3 separate regions of the Homo sapiens genome follow, and regions 1 and 3 are each linked to region 2. Evidence: chromatin loops called from intact Hi-C (ENCODE). Cell type or tissue: MCF 10A. All regions are shown on one strand.

Region 1 (8,000 bases), 120 kb after region 2:
CATTGGCACGATCATGGCTCACTGCAAACTCTGCCTCCTGGATTCAAGCAATTTTCCTACCTCAGCCTCCCGAATAGCTGGGATTACAGGCACCCACGACCACACCCGGCTAATTTTTGTACTTTTAGTAGACACAGGGTTTCACCATGTTGGCCAGGGTGGTCTTGAACTCCTGACCTCAGGTGATCTGCCTGCCTCAGCCTGCCAAAGTACTGGGATTAGAGGTGTGAGCCACTGCGACCGCCCCCCCCGCCAGTGGTCAGCCTTCTAGCAACCAAAATTAGCCAGAATATAGCTGTTAACCTAGACATAGCAGAAAACATACACAAAAAGAGTTATAAAATTCATGAACTTTATGGGAGAGACATTGGGCTACCTTCAGGAGGATTGACTTAAAAATCATATAATAAGGATTTGAAATCTGATTTGCTCCAACAATATTTGATTTCTTCTAAGCTATCATCTACAACAGATGTAAAGTAGTTAAGTTTGGAGAGTGGTAGGCTCCTAGAAGCCAATGCATCATGAAACGACATCTGAAAAGAGTAAGGGAAACACTGAAAGAATAACCAAGAGTTACTGGATATACAAATGAGTTTGGGGGAAATTAAGGAAGAAGATAAGCTATGCCCTCTACCACTGAAATAATTCTAAGACATCTCTACACTAAGGCGCAACACGTTTAACTGGTGTGTGTGTTCATAACCCTCTCTCATCAAAAAAGTTTAAATTGTTTTCTGCCTTCTTTGCTCAGTAAGGCAAGAGATTTCGTTAAAGTTGTCCATAAATTGTGCACACAATACACACACACACAGGTACACACACACACAGGTATACACACACACACGGTGGCATTTTGAAATCATAATTATGTACATAAATACTATGGAGCCTCTGGTCCACTCTTGAGAAAACTATTCCTGATTTACTCTGTCTATTGTCTAATGTTCTCTGGCACGATCTCCAACCTGACTTCACCCCCTCAGTGTTTTTCCATGATAATTGCGCCGTGCATAAGTGGCATGTACAAGCCTTACCATATACCATATTTGAGTATAAAGTTAAGTTACATTTGCTACTAACCAAATTATGATGACTTAGCCAAACCTGTCATCTTTGGTGACTCGTTTTCCTCTGGTATTTCTGAGAAAATTGACCAGGCAGAGGTGGCTCATCTCACCGCTGCATCAGTGTCTGTTACTGCCTCTGCGTTGGTCAGTTGAGTCTTTCAATATCAAGACACTACTCTAGCTTGGGATGTGACTTATATGATCACGCTGTCCTTGCGGACAAGGGTGGAAGTGCTGTGCTCCCTTACAAAAGCATAGATAGTTCCCTTATTTCCCACAACAAAACAGAGGTCCAACTACACTTCTAATGAGATTCCCAAAGATTTGAGAGGTGATGGAAGGAAATTACTGCACTCTAAAGAGTGACTTACTTACTTCTTGACTACTGGCTACCAGACTTGAAGGCTGTCAGAGCCCGCCCCATAATATCGTTACAGGTTGCCCAATTTCCTGGATGCCTCCAACCAGCAGAGAGCTTACTTCTTCCTCAACTAATAGGATTGCCGTTTTCCTAAAATAACGGTCTATTCTCCCTTTAGCAGAAATTCTAATTTCCATCCACAGTAATGAGACTCCTTCTGCTTGCTGAAGAACACAGTGTTTCAACAGAAGTGCATTTCTCAGCCGGGTGCAGTGGCTCACTCCTGTAATCAGCACTTTGGGAGGCTGAGGCGGGCGGATCACGAAGTCAGGAGATCGAGACCAGCCTGGCTAACGTGGTGAAACCCCGTCTCTACTAAAAATACAAAAATTAGCCGGGCGTGGTGGCGGGTGCCTGTATTCCCAGCTACTTGGGAGGCTGAGGCAGCAGAATGGCGTGAACCCAGGAGGTGGGGCTTGCAGTGAGCCGAGATCACACCACTGTACTCCAGTCTGGGTGACAGAGCGAGACTCCGTCTCAAAAAAAAAAAAAAAAAAAGTAGTATAATTATAAGACAGGCTCTGATCCTTTTCACTTTTCAAAATTGAACAATTAGCCTCAATAGTATCTTGAAATTTATAGTCCAGTACAGTCTCAAATCTATATCGAAAAAGAAAGTTTTTCTCTTTCCCACTCTTTTTAAAGTAGTAATAGGCATATCTCTGAATAGGTGATCAAGATCATTGTGATAGCTCTTCTCTAAAGATGCCCAATGAACCACACCCCTGACATCCAAACCCATATGTAGTCCCCTCTCTCACTGAATCAGGATGGTTCTTTGACTATGACCAACAGAATGCAAGGCCAAGTGCCATGGTCCTCCTCTCATGAAGCAAGACTTCTGGGTTTGTTTTTTTTTTTTTTTTTTTGAGACGGATCTCACTCTGCCGCCCAGGCTGGAGTGCAGTGGCACCATCTTGGCTTACTGCAACCTCTGCCTCCCAGGTTCAAGCAATTCTCCGTCTCAGCCTCCTGAGTAGCTGGGATTACAGGCACCTGCCACCATGCCTGGCTAATTTTTTTGTATTTTTAGTAGAGACGGGCTTTCACTATCTTGGCCAGGCTGGTCTTGAACTCTTGACCTTGTGATCCACTTGCCTCGGCCACCCAAAATGCTAGGATTACAGGTGTGAGCCACCACGCCCGTCCTCATGTCTTTTTTTTCAGATTTTTCTTTTGTTGTTGTTGTTGTTGCCTACAGTCTCATTGCCACTAAGGAAAAAAATTATTACCAATAAAGCAGCCATATCTGTGTCCAGCTTCAACTGGACAAGTTCTATCTCAGTTCTGTTTTTATCGAAAAGCGTTGAAAATCTAATGATTTTGGAACTTTCCTATCTACCTAACTTCTCATTTCTATGTTACCTGGGCTCACAGAATTCTCTGCTAGCCCTTTTGGGCTTCATCCATCATGAGTAATACCACCAACTGATCATCCATAATATTATAAAGAGAAACTAGAATCACCACTATGATGGATGAAACAATCTCTGCAAACTGAAGTCACTATTAGTCAGCCCTCTGTCATTTTTCTGGTGACCAAAGAAGCTGCAAGGGCTGGACGATAGCTTGTAAGACTTATTGAGCCCTGATGGCCATGACGTTCTTTCTTCAGTTAAATATCAATAATTGACTTGCCATGAATTCTGTCTTTCAGTCTTAATTTTACATGGCATTCAAGTTCAAAAATTATAATTTCCCGTGCTGAAAATAAGAGGACTTGTTGCAGACTGCCAGCCACATTTCCTGTCTATAATACATAGACAATGAAACCACTCTAGACATGATATTGCAGTGTTTCTGCTGAGAAGTCCTTAATCTTTGTATCATCTGCTCTGGCTCCCCCAAGAACAATCTCTTGGCGAAATTCCATAGCTCTAAGTCTGGCTCATTGAATATCCTAGTGAGCCAGGACACTGTGGACTAAATGCGGTATTTCATTTGTAACTATTCTTAAAAAATTAATTTCATTAGTTGCTGAACAGTGGAGGCCAATAAACAGTCTTTGCCCCCAACCAGGCTCATATCATTTAAATTGAGAAACAGTGTTTTCTTTTGGTGAATCTCCACAATCATCAACTAGGAACCATCCCCAGGGTCAAACGGAGAACAGGGATTAGTTGAGGAGATACCAGTTGGAGTTGTAAACCGATAGTCTCATTCCAGTCTCTGAAATAGGCTTTGTTTCCAAAAACTGCCTTTAATTTTTTTTTCCTCAAAATTCAGGCCTGAGATCAGTAGCCCTTCAGAAACAATTCCATTGCACTGTAAGATACTTACCTTGAGAGAGATGCCAGTACGAGTTTTGGCATTAGAAATACAGGTGGCACAGCTTCCTATGGCTAGGTCATTTCTAAAAGGAAAAGTGTTAGACTTTGCTGACCAATATCAGGATTTCAAAAACCACTGCATATTTCACTGGTAAGTCTCACATTTTAGGAGAGCTGGAAACTTATCAATGAGATTGCAAGGGTCTGTCGATTACCTGCCAGATTTCTCTTAACAAAGTACCAATGACTTGAGGAGAAGAGTGATGATCTACCTTTAGTGGGGGAATCAGTGGCCTAATATAGGAGCCTTCATCCAAAGGCAGCAGTATGTAATTTAACTCCTGATGTTCTTGAGGACTGTGGTAGAAGATCATCATGAATCCACAGTGTAGCAAATATGCCAATATTGGGAGTTGTTGGTCGTGACAGTGAGTGCAAAACAGCACATCTAAACGATCCACATGAGTCAGCTGGGCTTGGCCATTAGCCGTAGTGACTCCATCCTGCTCATTAATCATTTTACATGATACACAATGGGGGTTGAGCCAAAATTAAAAATTACTACACAACATGGAATTTGGAGATCATTTACAAGCAGTCAAAACTGAGATTTAAAAATATAGAAAGCCAATGGTTTACTGCAACTATAATTTCAATATGCTGAGAAAACAGTGTTTTCTTTCTGTGAATCTCCATAATCATCAATTAGGAGCCATCCCCAGAGTCAAACAAGGAATAGGCACTAGTCAAGGAGATATCAGTTGGAGATGTTAATAGACATTATCTATAAAAAGGGAGGGGATAAAATAGCTTGGAAAATTCTGCAGTAAACAGATTGAAAGGCTTCTTCACTCTAACACATATTGTGTCTTTAATTTACTGAAATATTTTAGGAACTTACAACTTCATACAGAAAATGACTGAAAATAATACATCTATTATCGACACACGTATACATATATGTATATACACATACTTACACATGTCTAAGCACATCTTTGTAAGTTATGAATACAGCACTTGTTGTAGAACAGTAGCATAGCATTTTGCAGAAGTTTGGAATCCTACAGGAAAATCATGTTAGACTTCCAGAATGCATCTTTTAAATTTCCCAATTTCTCCTTCTTATGTGTAAAAAAAATTCCTAAGTTAAGTGATTTCTCCAAGGACTTGCAGGTACTTGGTAAGACAACTAGGACTCACGTTTTTCTATAGGATATTGATTTTTAAATTATATTCAAAATTCAATTAAGTTTAGTCAGTATTTATAAAGTAGCAATATTTACATTTAACTCCTGATTAGATGTAAGACATAAGAAGCCTGTGTCCTGGTCATTACATTAAAGGTGTTTATAATCTCAGTTTTAAGAGAAGAATTATTGCCCACAAACAATGAGGCTTGTAGAGTTCAAGAAACTTGCCTGTGTATCTTCAAAACCACCAGAAAACGTCAAAGTTGAAATTCACATCCAGCCCACTTTGGTCATAAAGCCCACACTCATTTCATTATTCTACAATGAGATGAAAATGGTCAGGATTCTGTCTTATTTGTCTCTATATTTGGAAGAACTAAGACAGCAGCTAGCACCCCACTGGAGCTCAGTTAATATTTGAATGAATACACGCAATGAATCTCAGACAGGGCTTTGATCATGGGTAGAATGTGACTAGAGGAAGAAATGAAGCGACTATTCCACACGTGGGATCTTGATTGCTAAGCAGGTAGGAGATCAGCAAGGCAGAAAAAAGGGAAAGGAGCACACACGTTTAACTCCAGATGAACTCCTCAGCTTTGTGTTTTTCTCCTGTGCTTGTGAGACTCTGGATTCTGCAATGCCTTTTTACCAGATCTGCCCATGGGCCCTGCTCCCTGCTGCACCAGCTTCTTGTGGACAAAGAAAGAGGATAGGGCAATGCACTTGTCTCTGCCTCTTGGCATTTCAAAATCCTCCCTTGGCATAGGTGGTCAGACAGGGAGTAGGGCAGGGATGGCTGCAGAAGGGTTGGTGACAATAGGCAGAAACAGGTGGTAATGAGCACAGAGGGATTAAGGCAACTTTAACTAGACAGTTTGGCTCTCTTCTTCTAACTCATTAGAATTTCCTCTGTCTTTTCACAGAGCATGTGCCTGTGGCAAACAGCACCATCATTTTTTCAAGAACTGAAAGGAAGGGGATGCTACAGAGAGATGAAGCATGTTACCATATCAAAAAATCACCTAATACTGGGTAGAATGATTAGGTTTATGTGGGCAGCACACACACACATGCATACACATTCTTATGCTCAAACAAGTCAATTGAGCCGTGGAAATAACACTGACACTGAATCTGGAAGGAATCAGGTGTCAAGTGTAAAAGAAATTGAATGTTCCTTGCATTTCCTTTCTATTCGATTTATGTTTGGTTTCCCTGGGAAACTACAACTGGGAGGCAGAGGGAGTTGATGTTCTTCTCTTAGGTAATACCGTTCAGCTGAACTGACTGAAAAAGTTTATATTTGAAAATATATAAAGCAAAGTTGCTGCTGTTTTTGTAAGTGATATCAGCAACATCTACAGATTTTTTCTCCTGTAAAACTGCATATTTAGAGAATTATATACAACAGTGACTAACGGGCATACAAATCGTCTGAAAATCTTGTGAAAATACGGACTGTGATACTCGAGGTCCAAGGTGGGGCCTGATATTCTGCATTTCTAACAAGTCCCCAGGTGATATGGAGGCTGCTGGTTTGCAGACTGTGCTTTGGATAAAAAGAAAACACGGCAGCCTCTCTATAGGCAAACATGTGTTGTGAGATCTACAGAGAGAGAGAGACACAGTAGAATCAGAGCTACCAGTTTCCAACATTCCTAAAAAGGTGATTGGATAGGAATCCATCAACTGCCTCAGGAGCAGATTTTCTTTACTGACTCAGAAAGAGCTCATTCCTTCACAAGGCCTGTGCAAACCATCCTGACAAAGGTAGTTCTGTGAGGGTTCCTCCATCCCCTTTTCTTCTTCCTCAGGTGACATGGACATATCTAATGGCAGTTTGTGCTTCATCACCCATCACTGAGAGGGCTGTGAGCCTGTCACTGCCCAGAGTGACAAGCAATGGGTTCCTCCATTTGGCCCTGCTGTGAACAACCAGATTAAATTTATACACTCCTTCACCCTGTGAAGGGTGTCCTGACATCCGGGGAAAATTGAGGGTAAAGAGGTCACTGCCACTTTATTTGAGCCCCAAAGGCTTTTCTCGATGCTGTTTGACATTATCCAAGATACATTTTTAAATCTATAACGGGAGTGAAGAGTTGTAATTGGTTTTAGGTACCCAGAGACTTCTGGGCAAGAAGGATCTAAGTTGTTGCCCCTGTAAATTACCAATAGTTGAAATACAGAGAATAGAAAATGAAGCTCTCCACATTGGGCAGTGAAACCAACTTCTGCCTTTGAGGGAGACTCAGAGTCTCAAATCCAGGGTCCCCTAGGAGCAAAACAATCTTTGCCTTCTGTGCAGACCAAGCCTACCAACACCACAAGGAGCCCATCCCCTCTCCTTTTAATTCTTTTCAGTGTTCCCCTCCCCTACTGAAGGAAATGCAAATCCCCCTCTAAATCCGTCCTGTGTAGGACAAGGAGTTTCTCTTCTACAGCATGAAGAGTCTAGAGTCCAAGCTTTGCTAAATTCAGCAGGTTTCCAGTCTATGCTGCACGTAAAGCATTCAGTTCCTTCCCAGCCTAAAAAGTCTATTTTGTCTTCTTTGGGCTGCTGGTCACCCATAAGCTAGCCACAACCTCTTTTCACAGCATTCTTTTTTTGTGCTTAAAATAAGACCCTTCAGAAGCTGTTTTTTTTTGTTGTTTTTTTTTTTTTTTTTTTTTTTTTGCTTCAGGCACCAAGATATCCAAAACTTTTCAAAGGATTATTATTCTTTATGCTATATCCTGAAATTCCTGAAATCTCCAGAACGTCTTTCCTAAAGACTGCATTACACTAGTAATCTCTACTTTTCAAGATCTAGCATTTCCCTTAAAGTACTAATTCTTTTCCGTTCCTAAGTATTTTTTCTCCTAGTCTTCTTCCTTCCTTCACTGTCTCTCTTTCTCTTTCTCTGTCTTTCCCACTCTCCCCTTACACACGCACACACACTCATGCACACACGCACATATATTCTCTATCTCCCCATCCTTTCCTTTACTCTCTGCTGCAGAAGAGAAAGATACTATAAAGATGCCAAGGATGATCTGAACT
Region 2 (8,000 bases):
AGTAGAGACAGGGTTTCACCTCATTAGCCAGGATGGTCTCGATCTCCTGACCTTAGGATCCACCCACCTCCGCCTCCCAAAGTGCTGGGATTACAGGCGTGAGCCACCACACCCGGCCAGGATCTCATTCCTTTATATGGCTGCATGGTATTCCATGGTGTATATGTACCTCATTTTCTTTACCCGATTGGTCATTGATGGGCATTTAGGTTGATTCTATGTCTTTGCTATTGTGAATGGTGCTGTGATGAACATTCTTGTGCATGTATCTTTATGGTAGAATGGATTTCTATTCCTCTGGGTATATACCCAGTAATTGGATTGGTGAGTTGAATGGTAGCTCTGCTTTCAGCTCTTTGAGGACTTGACACACTGCTTTCCACAATGGATGAACTAACTTATACTCCCACCAACAGTGTATAAGTGGTCCCTTTTCTCCACAATCTTGCCAGCATCTGTTATTTTTGACTTTTTAATAATAGCCATTCTGACTGGTGTGAGGTTGTAACTCATTGTGGTTTTGATTTGCATTTCTCTAATGATCAGTGATATTGAGCTTTTTTTCATAGGTTTGTTGGCTGTATGTATGTCTTCTTTTGAAAAATGTTTGTTCATGTCCTTTGCCCACTTTTTAGTGGGTTTCTTTGTTTTTCTCTTGTAAATTTGTTTAAGTTCTTTGTAGACTCTGGATATTAGACCTTTGTCAGATGAAGAGATTGCAATAATTTTCCCCATTCTGTAGGTTGTCTGTTTCCTCTGTTGATAGTTTTTTGCGTGTGTGTGGTGCAGAAGCTCTTAAGTTTAATTAGATCCCATTTGTCAATATTTGCTTTTGTTGCAATTGCTTTTGGTGTCTGTGTCATGAATTCTTTGCCAGTTCCTATGTCCAAGATGATATTGCCTAGGTTGTCTTCCACAGTTTTTATAGTTTTGGGTTTTCCATTTAAGTCTTTAATCCATCTTGAGTTGACTTTCATATATGGTGTAAGGAAGGGGTCCAGCTTCAATCTTCTGTATATGGCTAGCCAGTTATCCCCAGCACCATTTATTGAATAGGGGGTCCTTTCTCCATTGCTTTTTTTGGTCACCTTTGTCAAAGATCAGATAGTTGTAGGTGTGTGGCCTCATTTCTGGGTTCTCTGTACTGTTCCATTGGTCTATGTGTCTGTTTTTGTACCAGTACCATGCTGTTTTGGTTACTGTAGCCCTGTAGTATAGTTTGAAGTAAAGTAATGTGATGCTTCCAGCTTTATTCTTTTTGCTTAGGATTGCCTTGGCTATGCAGGCTTTTTTTTGGTTCCATAGGAATTTAAAATCATTTTTCTCTATTTCTGTGAAGAATGTCTTTGGTAGTTTGATAGAAATAGCATTGAATCTGTAAATTGCTTTGGGCAGTATGGCCATTACAATGACATTGATTCTTCCTATTCATGAGCATCAGATGTTTTTCCATTTGTTTGTGTCTTCTCTGATTTCTTTAAGCAGTGTTTTGTAATTCTCATTGTAAGGATTTCAATGGTTAGCTATATTTCTAGGTACTTTATTATTTTTGTAGAAATTGTGAATGGGATTGCCTTCCTGATTCGGATCTTGGCTTGGCTGTTGGTGTATAGGAATGCTAGTGATTTTTGTACATTAATTTTGTATGCTGAAATTTGCTGAAGTTGTTTATCAGCTGAAGGAGCTTTTGAGCCGAGGCTATGGGGTTTTCTAGATATAGAATCATGTCATCTACAAACAGGGATAGTTTGAGTTTCTCTCTTCCTATTTGGATGCCCTTTATTTCTTTTTCTTTTTCTTTTTTTTTTTTTTTTTTGAGATGGAATCTCACTCTGTCTCTCAGGCTCGAGTGCAGTGGCATGATCTCAGCTCACTGCAACCTCCGCCTCCTGGGTTCAAGCGATTCTCCTGCCTCAGCCTCCCAAGTAGCTGGGATTACAGGTGCATGCCACCACATCTGGCTAATTTTTTATATTTTTAGTAAAGACAGGCTTTCACCATGTTGGCCAGGCTAGTCTCGAACTCATGACCTCACGTTATCTGCCCGCCTCGGTCTCCCAAAGTACTGGGATTACAGGCATAAGCCACCACACCCAGTCCCTTTATTTCTTTCTCTTGCCTGATTGCTCTGGTCAGGACTTCCAATACTATGTTGAATAGGAGTGGTGAGAGAGGGCATCCTTGCCTTGTGCTGGTTTTCAAGTGAAATGCTTCCAGATTTTGCTCATTCAGTATGATGTTGGCTGTGGGTTTGTCATACATGGCTGTTATTATTTTTAGGTATGTTCCTTCAATACCTAGTTTACTAGACTTTTAAAAAATAAAACAGTGTTGGATTTTATTGGAAGCCTTTACTCTTACACTTCTAGAGCACTTGGCCATTACAAACAGCTGTCCCACGCAGTGCCTCACTTTTCTATCTCAACATGAAGAAAGGAAACTTCTATGTATCAAATGTCTTCTGCGTGCCAGGCCCCATGCTGGGTACTTGATGATATTAGTTTCAAACATATTTAAGGTATTTTATAAGAATACATCAAATGTAAAATAACACCAATAAAAACTGAGTCAAAATGGAAATGAAAAACAAAGGCAGGAACTTAAAATATAGTCAGGAATAAGGCTAGAATGAATATTCTACAAACTTGAAGTAAGCCACAAATTTGGTTTTCAAGTTCTATAGGAGCCAATGTCACAAAAAAGGGGGAAACAACTTAATAACAATCAATGCAAAAAGGAAAACAAAAGATTACACCATTTACAACATTCATCAGATAAAAGCAAATTAGTGGCTTAGGAAAAACATGTCTCTTCTCTGGACAAAAAATGGGCAGGAGCTCTCCTGGGTTTTCTCATAAACAGAACTCTGTGTTTCATAAAGGGCAATGTCTTTAACACATCCTTGAACAAGAAACAACAAGTAGAATGTTTATTTTTGTTGAAATATGGGCTACTACTACACCGTCAGATATTGGGAGAGCCCAGTGAGGCTCTGAAGGCACAAAATTTAAGGAGACATCCACTGTCAGGGTTGTGCAAGTGCCTACTGAAATTCTGTGCCCTGGGTACCTCCCTTGCCTCCCACTAGCCCTGCCCTGTCATTATATTACTCATAGTCATATTCAGTAGGAGGAATTCTCTAAGGCTGTGGTTTACAATAGGGGATGACTTTTCTTCCAGGGAACATTTGGCAAAGACTGGAGACTTGGTCACTGCTGGGCAGATGCTACTGGCATTGAGTGGGTAGCGGTCAGGGAGACTGTTGAACATCCTACAGTGCACTTGATAGCCACTCACAGCAAAGAATTATACAGTCCAAAATATCACTAAGCCTAAGTTCAGAAACTCTGCTTTTGGCAGAGCCATACTCCTTACCTGAGCTCATGTGGTGACTTGCTGCATAGGATGATTCTGCTTTCTTATCCTCGTGGTAAATGAATCATGAGCTCTGCTGTTGTAACTTCCTAAATATCACCCCATCTTGTGTTTGGACTACTGCCATAGCCACAGTGGTAGACACTTTTAAGAGCCTACAATAGCATCCCTGCAGCAACAGCATCTTTGCTTAGAAAAGTCATATTTCACCTTGGAATAAAAGGAAGAGATCTCCTGATTTAGACGAATCATGTTGATCTATTCTTCTTTGCCAAGGATTGACTTAAGTATGAGCATTTGCCCTCTTTCTGGCCAGTGATATAAAAGGGAAGCCTGCTGGGGGACTTCTAGAAAAGATTTTGACTTCTGATAAAAGGGACAGATAGAGCTAGTGTTGCTCTCCTTTCCCTTTTTTCTACTTGAATGTGGACTCCATGTCTGGAGCTGTGGTAGCCATTTTGAGACCATGAAGTAACAAGGAAAAGGAAGGAAAGGCAAGAAGCAAAGAACATTGGAGCAAAAAGAATACACTCTTGCCACAGAGCTTTTTTGAGCTTGCAATTCCTTTTGTCTGCAATGCTCCCCCTCTACCTCCCCATGGTTAATTCCTAGTCATTCTTGACATCTCAGCTTAACCCTCATCTGTGGGAGAGCCACCTTAACCTCCCTGACTCTGTCTGAACTTGTTAGAGGTTCATAGCATCATGTAAGCTTCCTTCACAGCATTTGCCAAGGTTGCGATTTCTCATGTGTTTGTGGTATGACTTGATTTTTTTTTTTTTGTCTTCCTGACTAGACTCCAAGCTACATGACAACTGAAACTATCACAATATCTCTAGTCCCTGATATTTAGATGCTAGATAAGCAATACTATTTTCTTATTTTTTTCTTTTCCTTTTTTGAATGAAAAAGCTTAAATTGTCTGGAAGTTAGAATGTCTTCAATATTTTAAGCCATCTTCCCGGAAAGTATTTTGCTCGACAGAATGTTTAATAAATAGTGAGTGAGTATGAGTTCAAAATGATTCTTCCTGGAAAATAACTAAAACCCAGATATTCTGTGTGGCCAATTAAATAGAAATTCTTATGACATAAGAGGACATTGAGCTGGGGCATGCAGGAATAACTTCCTTTCTGAAAGCTGAGGGGCCTGCAAGGAGAATACCTAAAAGGAAGCCATTCCACCTGTCATCAGGTGAGCTGAGAGAATGCCACAGGCAGAACCAAGATTCTCAGCAGAAAGTCATTTTGAATGCTTCAATCACCAGGCTAATGGGTGAATGAAGCCCTGAAGACATACAGCATATAACATGGCTAAAAATCCCAGTGCTTAACATGGAGGATTTTGTTTAATCTTCACAAAAAGTAACATAATCATATGAGGTAGGTATGCTTATCTCTATTTTACAGAAGAGCAGGCTCTGCTGATAAGACAAAGAGGCAGCTTTGGAACTGAGGCTTGTCTAACTCCTCCGCTAATATTCTTTCCTTTATACCAGTGGTTCTCAAACTTGACTGACATTGGGATCACTTGGGGAATTTTGGGTTCCATGCTAAAAAATTTGTGTTTAACTTTTTAGGAATTTAAAAAGATCCCTCCAGGTGATTCCACTGTGCAGCCAGGGTTGAGAACCACTGCACTCCAGCCTCGGCAACATAGCAAAATGTCACCTCAGAAAACAAAACAGAAAATACCCAGAGTACTACAATCGTAGTGGGTGGAATAATGGCCCCTAAAAATATATGTGCAAGTCCTAACCCCTAGAACTTGTAAATTTGACCTTATTGGAAAAAGAGTCTTTGTAGATATAATTAAGGATCTTGAGATAAAACCATAGTGAATTTAGGATGAGCCCTTACTCCAGTGACAAGTATCTTTGTAAAAGAAAAGCCAAGGGAGACTTGAGACGAAGAGACATGGAGGAGAAGGCCAGGTGGAGATGGAGGCAGATATTGACATTATGCTGTCATAAACCAAGCAACATCTGGAACCACCAGAAGCTGGACGAGGCAAGCAAGGATGCCCCCTGATGTTTTCAGAGGAAACATGGCCTGCTGACACCTTGATCTCAGACTTCCAGCCTCTAGAACTGAGACAATACATTTCTGTTGTTTTAAGCCACTGCGTTCGTGGCAATTAGCTACAGAAAACCTGAGAGATTAATACAAAGCTCCACCTCCAGAGTTTCTGAGTCAGCAAGTCTTGGATGGGACACAAACATTTGTATGCCTGGCAAGTCCCCAGGTAATGCTGATGCTGCTGGTTCAGGGACCACACTTTGAGAACCACTGCTCCTTATCATGCAGTCTTTATCCAGCTGTTCAGCTTTCGCAGCCTCTGCTTGTAACCTTTCTATTCAGGGATGTGAAAAATAACTAAAGGAAAAAGAAATCTGTAAGTCTTCTAGATTTCAATGATCATTGTTGCTGATTCACTGTGTTATTGATCTTTATGAAATGGAGGTGATGCTCTCAGAAACTAGTGCGGTTCCTGAAAGTGGACCAGGAGTTCAATGTGGAATACTTTTGTTCTCCCTTTACAATATCACAGGAATTACATAAGCAATTGTGTAATGCACAAAACACCAGAAGCCGCTCAGCTTCCTGCCAGCAGACCTATCTATGTGAGTTTCTGCCTGTTTTCTCTGCCTGTCTTTTGGTTGGTTGCAAATAATGAGGTGCCTCTTCGCCTGCTCAGCGTTCTTACCTCCTGCTATGTTGGGCATCCTATTGACTCACCTCCTCAGAGATGTTGCTCCACCAATATCTAGTATCTAGTGTTCTGTGGCTCTTATCCATTTCCATTAACAGATACTCAAGATTTTAATGTCTTAAAATGAGTCTTTCTTTAGCCCCCCATCCTTCAGACACCCCCGTAATATTTCCTTTCCATCTTGCCTGCAAATTTAGTATTGAAATATGCTGCATTTTCTTTCTTCACCCTACTCACTCTTATACCCCAGTAAGCTGCACAGCACCTTTCTAGGCACTCTTTTTTCATGGCTTTGAGATCTGTCTTCCTTTTCCTACTCCTTATATCTGGTTGTTCCTCAGTTGTCTTCTCTGGGCTTTCCTCTACTCGTGCAACTCTCTTCCTGAGTTATTCATCTACTTACAGGGTTTCATCTTTGCTGATGACTCTCTGATCTTTATTTGCAACTTAGATCATTTTCTCTTGAGCTCTAGTCTCTAGTATCCAAAGTGTCTCCACGGACACTTTAAAGTCAATGTATGCATGCCCCAAATCCTCCTCCCCCTTCCTATCTCCCAATCTGTTCCTAGTCCTGTGTATTGCTTTCTCAGGGGTGCTGCTTGTACCTAGTTTCTCCAATAACATAATTTGCAGATGATAACACCAACAAATACTTATGGAGTGCCTCCCACCTGCTAGGCACTGTTCTATATGCAAGAAATAAGTGGTGAACAAAGAAGTTGTGATCCTGGCCCTAGTCTTGGATTCCTCTCTCGCCTTCTCCACCTCTTCCCATACCCAGGTAATCATCGAGGCTGGCCAGCTCTCCCCTTTGACATTATCTGAACCCACCTACACTTTCAATCTCAGTCTAACCAACTGCCATCTCTTGCCTGGATGAATGTAAGTGCCTCCTAAATACTAGATATCGGTGGAGCAATATCTCCGAGGAGGCAAGAGTTAATAGGATGTCTAACATAGTTCTTCCTGCCCTGCCTGTCTCTCTTCTCCAATACGTCCTCCACACTGAAGACACAATGGCCTTTGAAATTGTAACTATGATTACACCACCCTCTTGCTTAAAAGCTGGCGATGTTTTAACATTGCCTTTAGGAAACAGTCCATCATCCTTACGAGGGTTTATCAGGCCCATTGTGATATGGTACCAGCTTGTTATCCAGGAATCTTGCTACAACTCCCCCTGCCCCCACCACATTTTTGTTCTTGTTATAATGAAATGCCTTCAATTCTTAAAACATACCACATTCTCTTCCATTTCAGGAACCTTTCGGGTGTGTTTGTCTCTAATTCTTCCCTTCCTGTATTCATCTTCTCCTCACCACATTCATCACTCACATTTTACCAGTCACCCTGTAGATCTCTGCTCACAAGTCATTTACTCAGGGAAGCCTTTCTTGATTCTTTAAGTCTGAGTCAGTCCCATTTCTTGGTACTACTGTGGTCCCCTGAGTAGCCTCAATGGTGAAAAAGCTCCTTCCCGACTGCTTGGTAATTACCTGTTTACTCATCTCTATTCCCCATTAGCAGGCATTATGTTTACATTTTTTTTTTTTTTTTTGAGATGAAGTCTCACTCTATCGCCAGGCTGGAGTGCAGTGGTGTGATCTCGGCTCACTGCAACCTCTGTCTCCTGGGTTCAAGCGATTCTCCTGCCTCAGCCTCCCGAGTAGCTGGGACTACAAGCGCGTGCCACCACACCTAGCTAATGTTTGTATTTTTAGTAGAGATGGGGTTTCACCATGTTGGCCAGGATGGTCTCGATCTCTTGACCTCATGATCTGCCTGTCTCGACCTCCCAAAGTGCTGGGATCACAGGCATGAGCCACCAAGCCCGGACGATGTCTACTTTTTATTCCCCATACCTAGCACAGTGGGTGGCACATGGTAAATACTCAATAAATACTTGTTGCCTA
Region 3 (8,000 bases), 180 kb after region 2:
CACTTTGGGAGGCTGAGGCAAGAGGATCACTTGAGACCAGGAGCTTGAGGCCAGCCTGGCCAACGTGGTGAAACCCCATCTCTACTTAAAAATAGAAAAATTAGCTGAGCATGGTGGCACCTGCCTGTAATCCCATCTACTTGGGTGGCTGAGGCACGAGAATTACTTGAGCCTAGGAGGCAGAGGTTGCAGTGAGCTGAGATCGTGCCCCTGCACTCTAGCCTGGGTGATAGAGAGAGAGACTCTGTCTCTAAATAAATAAATAAATAAAATAAATCCATCAAATCCATGGAAAATAATTTCATTGGGATTTTTACTGGAATTACATTGAATTTATAGATCAATGTGGGAAATAATTTATAGCATATATTCATGATGTTGAACTTGCATATCCATAACCAAGCTCCTTTTTGACTTTGTATAGTTGTGTAATTTTCTTCATAAAAGTATTAAATACTATTTGTTAGATTATTTTTGCCCTAGGCACTGTGTAAATTTGAATGCAATTGTGAATGAGATCTTTAAAAAAATAACATTTTCTATTTTCCAATTATTGTTAAATAAAATCTCACTAATTATTTTTGTATGTTGATCTTATTTCTGGCAATCTTCCTGAACTTTTTAAATTCTAAATAGTTAGTCTATGAATTCTTTTTGCATTTTGTATGCAAACAATGATACCATCTGCAAATAACGATTGTGCTTCTTTTTTTCAAATAATTATATCACTTATTTCTTTTTATTGCATTTTTGAATTGGTTAAAACTTCCAGTAATTGCTACATAGAAGTGGTTTTAGTGAATAATTTATTGTCTTGAGTTTAATGTGAATGCTTCTAAAAATCTGACCATAAAGTATGGCATTTTCTGTGGGTTTGGGTACATGCTCTTTACAAAGTTAAGGAAGTTTTTTTTCCCCAGTACTAATGTACTGGTCTTTTCCTTAATTTATGAATGAATATTGACCTTATAAAATATTTTTCTACATTCGTTGAGATGCTCACGTTTTTGTCTTTTTTTTTCCATGTGTTGAATGAAGATTTATAGATCTTTTAAATGTTGACATATCTTTGTATACTTGGGATAATCTGTTTTATCCTGATGTACTATAAATCCAATTCTGGGTTTGCTAACATGTTATAATTTGTTCTTCCATGCTATAGTGAGATTGGACAATATATCTCATTTCTTATACTTCTTGTGCCTAATTTTGATATCAAATAATAGGTAGTTTACTCTCTTTATTCATTTGCTGAAAGAGATTTTATCAGAAAGGAATTATGAGCTTCTGATTTGTGGTAAAAACTTCTCTATAAAATTATGTGGGCTTGGTACCTTTTTAGGGAGAATTTTTGATTACTAATTAATTTTTGTTATAGATCATTATTTTTCTAATATAGGTTTGTGAAGGCCCAACTGTATTAATTATATTTTACTGTGTCTTATACTGTGGTAAGATGAAATGTTCTGTATGATATCAATTATTTGGACATTTTTTAGACCTTTTATAAACTAAAACGTGACCAACTTTTTAATAAATGATACATGCATATTTAAAAACCATATGTGCTCCTTACTCCTTACATAAGAATATAGTTATGTTGTATTACGGTGTGTTACATTATATTACCATAGAGAAAACAGCTATTTTATTCAAATCTTTAGCATCTTTACTAACATTGACTTCTTGATCTATCAGTTTCTAAAATAGGTGTTAAAATTTTTACACAAGTATTATGTATTTACAAATGTCTTCATGTAATTCTATCAGCACTTATTTCATAAATTTATAAATGTATGATATGGTTTGGCTGTGTCCCCACCCAAATCTCACCTTGAATTGTAAAAATCTCCACATGCCAAAGGTGGGGCCAGGGAGAGACAATTGAACCATTGGGGGAGTTTCCCCCATACTGTTCTCATGGTAGTGAATAAGTCTGACGGATCTGATGGTTTTATAAATGGGAGTTCCCTTGCACAAGTTCTCTTGACTGCTGCCATGTAAGACATGACTTTGCTCCTCCATCACCTTCTGCCATGATTGTGAGGCCTCCCCAGCCATGTAGAACTGTGTGAGTCAATTAAACCTCTTTCCTTTATAAATTACCCAGTCTAGGGTATGTCTTTATTAGCAGCATGAGAAGAGTAAGACTATATATATATATATATATAAATTCATGATAGTTATAGTTTCAGTTATAGTATCAGTATATAATGTTTGATACAGCTTAAGTTCTCTGAGAGGCAACCAGGAAGATGGTGATTAACATATAAGATGTTTATTAGGTGGGACTCCTGGGATCAAAACCTGTAGAAGAAAAGGAAAAAAAAAAACACGTTTGGGCAGAGGGAGAAGTTGAGCTGTGATGCAGTCTCAACAGAGACCTAAGATGACCCCATGAAGAGCTCTGGAGCTGGGATGGTCCTTTAGAGTTTGCCCAGTTAAGGCAAGGGTTCCAGGACTTTATACCCTCTGGACGATCAGTCACTAGATGTGGACTTCTCTGAAAGAAGTGTGATTTGGGGTGAGACAGTGTTTTTAGTAAAGGCAATCTCTCAGGAGAAGTTTACAGCTAAGGACTGCCTTTCATCAGCACTTCTAGAAGCTGGGGGAGTATGTCCTTAATTAGTAAAGAGGAATCTGGAGGCATATTATAGTACTCAACACAGACTACACCTTAAGTGCCTGGATTCACTTACTCATATAGGTTCTGGCAGTGACTCTTCTAACAATCCAGTGGAAAAACTTAGAAAAGAAAAAAAAATGTGATGATAAACTACAGTCCCCATCACTTTTGCTTATCTCAAGTCCAGAAATGATCTTTGTTATCTCCCTTCTCTACCACTTATTATAAATTTCCCTTACCCCCAGCTAGCACCTCTGGTGGTCTTGGAGACTTGCCTGGTGATGTGAACTAGATCTTCAACCATGTGCAGTCTAATTCCCTTCCTCATTACCATTACCTTTTCAGACCAGAGTTACTGTATTTGTGCAATTATTGTCAAAACGTGATATAGAATCACTAAAAGATACTTAAGTGTATTATCTGGCTGCTAAATATATTCCTAATGTTCTCATTGTGTAACAGCATCCTGACTTACTCCTGCCAAGACAGTGATTCATTTCCTTACCTGCTGACCCTTTGGCATGAGTTGCCCAAAGTGCTAGACAGGAGCCATAGCTGGGCCCTATTAAAATCTGGCAGATTTTCATATCATCTGGTGTTTAGGTCACATTAGTATTCCCAGATATGGTTCCCATAATGTGGAATATGCTGCCTTTGTAACCCAAAGAAACCTTCCAGGCATTTTGCTTCCTTCTTCATGCTGAGAATACAAATTTTGATAATTTGTTCTTTATTTGGGGAGGATGGGTGATTCTTATCATGCCATAAACACCGTACATCCGTAATTTTACTTATGTGCCAGGCCCTGAATATTCATAGGGTTTAACTCCAACTCTCTAGAGAATATGCTTCTTAGCAAATCCTCCAACTAGCATCTATATTTTGCTCATCTGGTTCCATTAGCATGTTGTCAATATAGTGAACAAATTTGACATTCTGTATGGATGTCTAAATGGTCTGTACCTCTTCATACTGTATTTAAACAAAGGGCAGAGGAGTTAACACAGCCTTGAAACAAACATGTAATTGATTCAGTTGTCCACTTTAAATGAAATTCTTTTCATTTCCTCTTCCTAATGATGAAAAAAATATATTTTCCAGAGCAACGGAAATATGGCTGCATACCATATATCTGATGACATGTTAATCTGCTCTAGCAAACATACCACATCTGCCACTGGGTCCGATACCTGGCTATGTTTGCAGTAGTCCACTGTAATAATATGTCTTGTTTTTGCAGAAATCAGATTGGTGAATTAAACAGAGACTGAAGGGGACCATCATTCCTGTATCCTTTAACAAACTGTAAAGGTGGCACTAATTTCAACCATTCATATTGGACAATTTTTTTTAAGTAACTATCTTGAAACAAGTATGGGGGATAAGCTGTTTTCACAGGCTTCTTCTTAACTTTTCCCCTAATCCTGTAGGCTGAAGATTCAACGTGGAGGTTGTGCCAACTACCAAGTATGTCTATTACAATTATTAATTGGGGTCTGCAGAAATGACCACTGGATGAGTTCACAGATACGGTAAACAGACTGTGGGCTGGACTTGGCTATCCCAGGTCCCCACTCTGACAGAAAAATCATGATGACACTTTGACCTCAATATCAACTTGGATTCTCTTTCCAACAGTCTTTAAAGTGTTTGGATATTCCACTTTCCCTAGGATACAGTTACCCAATAGAAGGCAGTAGGTCCCTTTGAGAAAAGGAAGTAGCCACTACCACATACATTTACCATGATTTTGCAGGGTTCCTCTAAAAGCGTCTCTTCTCATATCAATGAGTTCTGGGTATAAAAACTGGATATTGGACAGGGAATTGTAATTTTTATTGGAATGATGGCTCTCAGCCTTGTCATTATTATCCTTGAATTTGATGTTTGATTTTACAGATAGAATAGCACTACTGTTAGCTGTTGCTGTGGTTTGAATGTGTACCCCAAAGTTCATGTGTTGGAAACTTAATTCCCAATTCCAGTGTTGATGGCTGTCAGCCTTGTCATTATTATCCTTGAATTTGATGTTTGATTTTACAGATAGAATAGCACTACTGTTAGCTGTTGCTGTGATTTGAATGTGTTCCCCAAAGTTCATGTGTTGGAAACTTAATTCCCAATTCCAGTGTTGAGAGGTAGGACATTTAAGAGGTGACTAGGTCCTGAGGACTCTTCCCTCAAGATGGATTAAGGCTGTTATTGCAGGATTCGGTTTGTTATTGTGGGAGTAGATTCCTGATTAAAGGATGAGTTCATTCCCGTACCTCTTCCCACATCCTCTCTTTCATGCATGTGCACTCTTTTTTTTTTTTTTTTTTTTGAGACGGAGTCTTGCCCTGTCACCTAGGCTGGAGTGCAGTGGCGCAATCTCAGCTCACTGCAACCTCCACCTCCTGATTTCAAGCAATTCTCCTGCCTCAGCCTCCTGAGTAGCTGGAATTATAGGCAGGTGCCACCATGCCTGGCTAATTTTTGTATTTTTAGTAGAGATGGGGTTTCACCATATTGGTCAGGCTCATCTCGAACTCCTGACTTCAGGTGATCTGCTGCCTCCGCCTCCCAAAGTGCTGGGATTACAGGCATGAGCCACCGCACCCGGCCCACATTTCCTTTATTTCCTTTTTCTCCCCTTTCTACTGGTTTAGGAATTAAACATTGCATTCCTTCCTCCCTTTTTTGGTATTTGCCTTTATAATGCTAATGCACAAAGTTAACTAAATCTATGACTAATCAATATCTCTCTTATACGACTGAATTAGAGGAATATAGAGTAATTAAAGTCAATTTCTCGCTATCATCCATGATATTGTGTCATAGTTTGATTCTGCTTAGGACTGATACATGTCCCCACCCTTACGTACACATGTGATTCGTATATGCCCACAAACATTCATCATTCTACCACTGTGGCTTTGAGTTTCTTGTTCATTTCTGGGACTTTGTGATATTTCCTTCTTCCTGCTTTCAATTTCAGCTATACAGTTTAAGAAAAGGTTTGTGTTCTATCTAAGTCAGCATTTCTTTTTTTTTTTTTTTTTTTTTGAGATGGAGTCTCACTCTGTCACCCAGGCTGGAGTGCAGTGGCGAGATCTCAGCTCACTGCAAGCTCCGCCTCCCGGGTTCACATCATTCTCCTGCCTCAGCCTCCCAAGTATCTGGGACTACAGGCGCCCACCACCACACCTGGCTAATTTTTTTGTATTTTTAGTAGAGGCGGGGTTTCACTGTGTTAGCCAGGATGGTCTCGATCTCCTGACTTTGTGATCCGCCTACCTCGGCCTCCCAAAGTGCTGGGATTACAGGCGTGAGCCACCGCACCCGGCCTCTAAGTCAGCATTTCTATATATTTGGAGCAGAATGAAAGGTTGATTACTTCTGCTTGGCCACCACATTGATCAGAAGTTTCCTTTTATTAATCTTTGCTTTTTTTCAATTCTTGAAAGCTCTCTGGCACATAGAGGATCATCCATACCATTCATTCATTCAATAATTATTTAGTGAGCATCTCCTGATGGCTGGTGCTAAGCCCTGGAGTTAGGAAAATTCACTTCAGTGTGTCTGGAAAATGTTTATTCTGTGGTTGAAAAGATGATAAGAGGGTGTGTTTTTCCTTGGGTGCTGTTATAATTATCTCTTTTAGTTAAACATTCCTAGGGACTAATGCACTCCTAAAATGAAGTGGACTGTTGTAAGAATTTCCACTCTATTAGGAATGACAGTAGAGTTTTGATCCCAGTAACCCACCTCAGGGAAAGCCTGTGTAATTGAAATTTACCAATAAATTTAAAATTCATTTTAGCCAAGAGACCTCACCTCATTTTTCACCCACTCTCCCCTCTCTCCTACCCTCTGATGCACCCATATACTCTTCAGGGATCTCTGCTTCATCTGGCATGAAGTCAGCTCGGGTGCTATTTTACTTTCATTTTCTATTTCTCATTGTTCACAGTGTTTGTCTCTCCCTCCCAGAAGCCTTCCACCACAGAGTAAGAACATGCAGGAAATCAGTGTGTCTTGAGCAATTTCTAAGCCTCGCTGGGAGGTGCAGCAAAGCAATAGAAAAACAAGGAGAATCAGTCTCCCAAGTTTTCCTCTCACCACACCTTCCCTCCAGAAGTACTTGACCTCCATCAGCCTCCCAGAGCTGGCCCTCCGGCTCTCTGGAGCTCCCTGACAGGTCCCAGGTGGTGAATATCATCTGCTTCTTGTTAGAATTCTGCCCTGTGTGAGCAGGTTTTAGAAGCAGCCTTTGAGAGCTTGTTTGCTATCAGCCCTCTGACACTTCTGTCTCCTTCACAGACACCCAGTAATTGGGTCCTCTTGGGTCATGAGCTACAAACACTTCTCCACTTACTCTACAAAGTTTTTTTTTCTTTTATCAAACATAGATTTGCAGCTAAACTGTTCCTTTGTCATGCCCAAGGTGTAAAAACCCATCTTATTTTCTTTCTGGTCTTTGGCTCAAAAAGAGAAGTTTTTCTTTTTGAGTGGTCCCAGCCCAGATGGCAAAATGAACTTTAAATTTACCAAGTTAATTATTCCCTTGTGCTACGTTGTTTGAAAAAAAGCCCATACATTTAAAATTATGAAATGAAATGTCATTGTAACTCTCCTAGCAGATTTTAATTTGATATTGTGATTAATAATGATATCATGGTGTCAAAGGTGTATTGGATAAAGAAAATACGGTACATATACACCATGGAATACTATGCAGCCACATAAAAGAATGAAATAATGTCCTCTGCAGCAACATGGATGCAGCTGGAAGTCATTATCTTTTTTTTTTTTTTTTTTTTTGAGATGGAGTCTCGATCTGTTGCCCGGCTGGAGTGCAGTGGCACAATGTCAGCTTACTGCAACCTCCGCCTCCCAAGTTCAAGCAATTCTCCTGCCTTAGCCTCCCGGGTAGCTGGGATTACCTGTGCACGCCACCATGCCCAGCTAATTTTTGTGTTTTTAGTAGAGACAGGGTTTCACCATGTTGGCCAGGATGGTCTCAATCTCTCCACCTTGTGATCTGCCCGCCTCGGTCTCCCAAAGTGCTAGGATTACAGGCATGAGCCATTGCACCTGGCCGGAAGTCATTATCTTAAGCAAACTAACACAGAAACAGCAAACCAAATACCACATGTTCTCATTTATATGAGGGAGCTAAACTTTGGGTACAGATGGACATAAAGATGAGAACGACAGACACTGGGGACTACAAGAGGGGAAACAGAGGGAGAGGGGAAAGGGTTGGAAAACTACCTATTGGGTACCATGCTCACTACCTGGGTGATAGGTTCAATTGTACCTGAAACCTCAGGATCATCCAATACACCCATGTAACAAACCTACACATGTACCCCCAAATCTGAAAGAAAAA

The links. Hi-C counts contacts between places; a loop is a spot of excess contacts. Peaks named below come from ENCODE experiments on the same cell type or tissue, not always from the same donor. Only the 100,000 strongest peaks of a DNase experiment are listed, where the experiment ranks them.
Region 1: it touches region 2 in a loop (9-fold over the local background); 2 of 110 quality-filtered maps call a loop at or near these places.
Region 3: it touches region 2 in a loop (3-fold over the local background); 2 of 110 quality-filtered maps call a loop at or near these places.

The regions. Positions count from the first base shown.
Region 1 is chr1:208,925,541-208,933,540 of GRCh38, forward strand. The region is part of intron 1 of LOC107985255 (a long non-coding RNA gene); the gene reads right to left. Among named protein-coding and RNA genes, the nearest start is that of LINC01774, 43 kb to the right of the region's middle. In MCF 10A, no CTCF peak of the experiment used is centred here; a DNase peak (open chromatin) is centred at 4,241.
Region 2 is chr1:208,804,493-208,812,492 of GRCh38, forward strand. No RefSeq gene overlaps it. Among named protein-coding and RNA genes, the nearest start is that of LINC01717, 80 kb to the left of the region's middle. In MCF 10A, no CTCF peak of the experiment used is centred here; DNase peaks (open chromatin) are centred at 3,099, 3,449, 4,049 and 5,579.
Region 3 is chr1:208,982,340-208,990,339 of GRCh38, forward strand. All of the region lies in intron 1 of LOC107985255 (a long non-coding RNA gene), which reads right to left. Among named protein-coding and RNA genes, the nearest start is that of LINC01774, 14 kb to the left of the region's middle. RefSeq lists an enhancer at 6,419-6,718. In MCF 10A, no CTCF peak of the experiment used is centred here; DNase peaks (open chromatin) are centred at 3,142 and 6,602.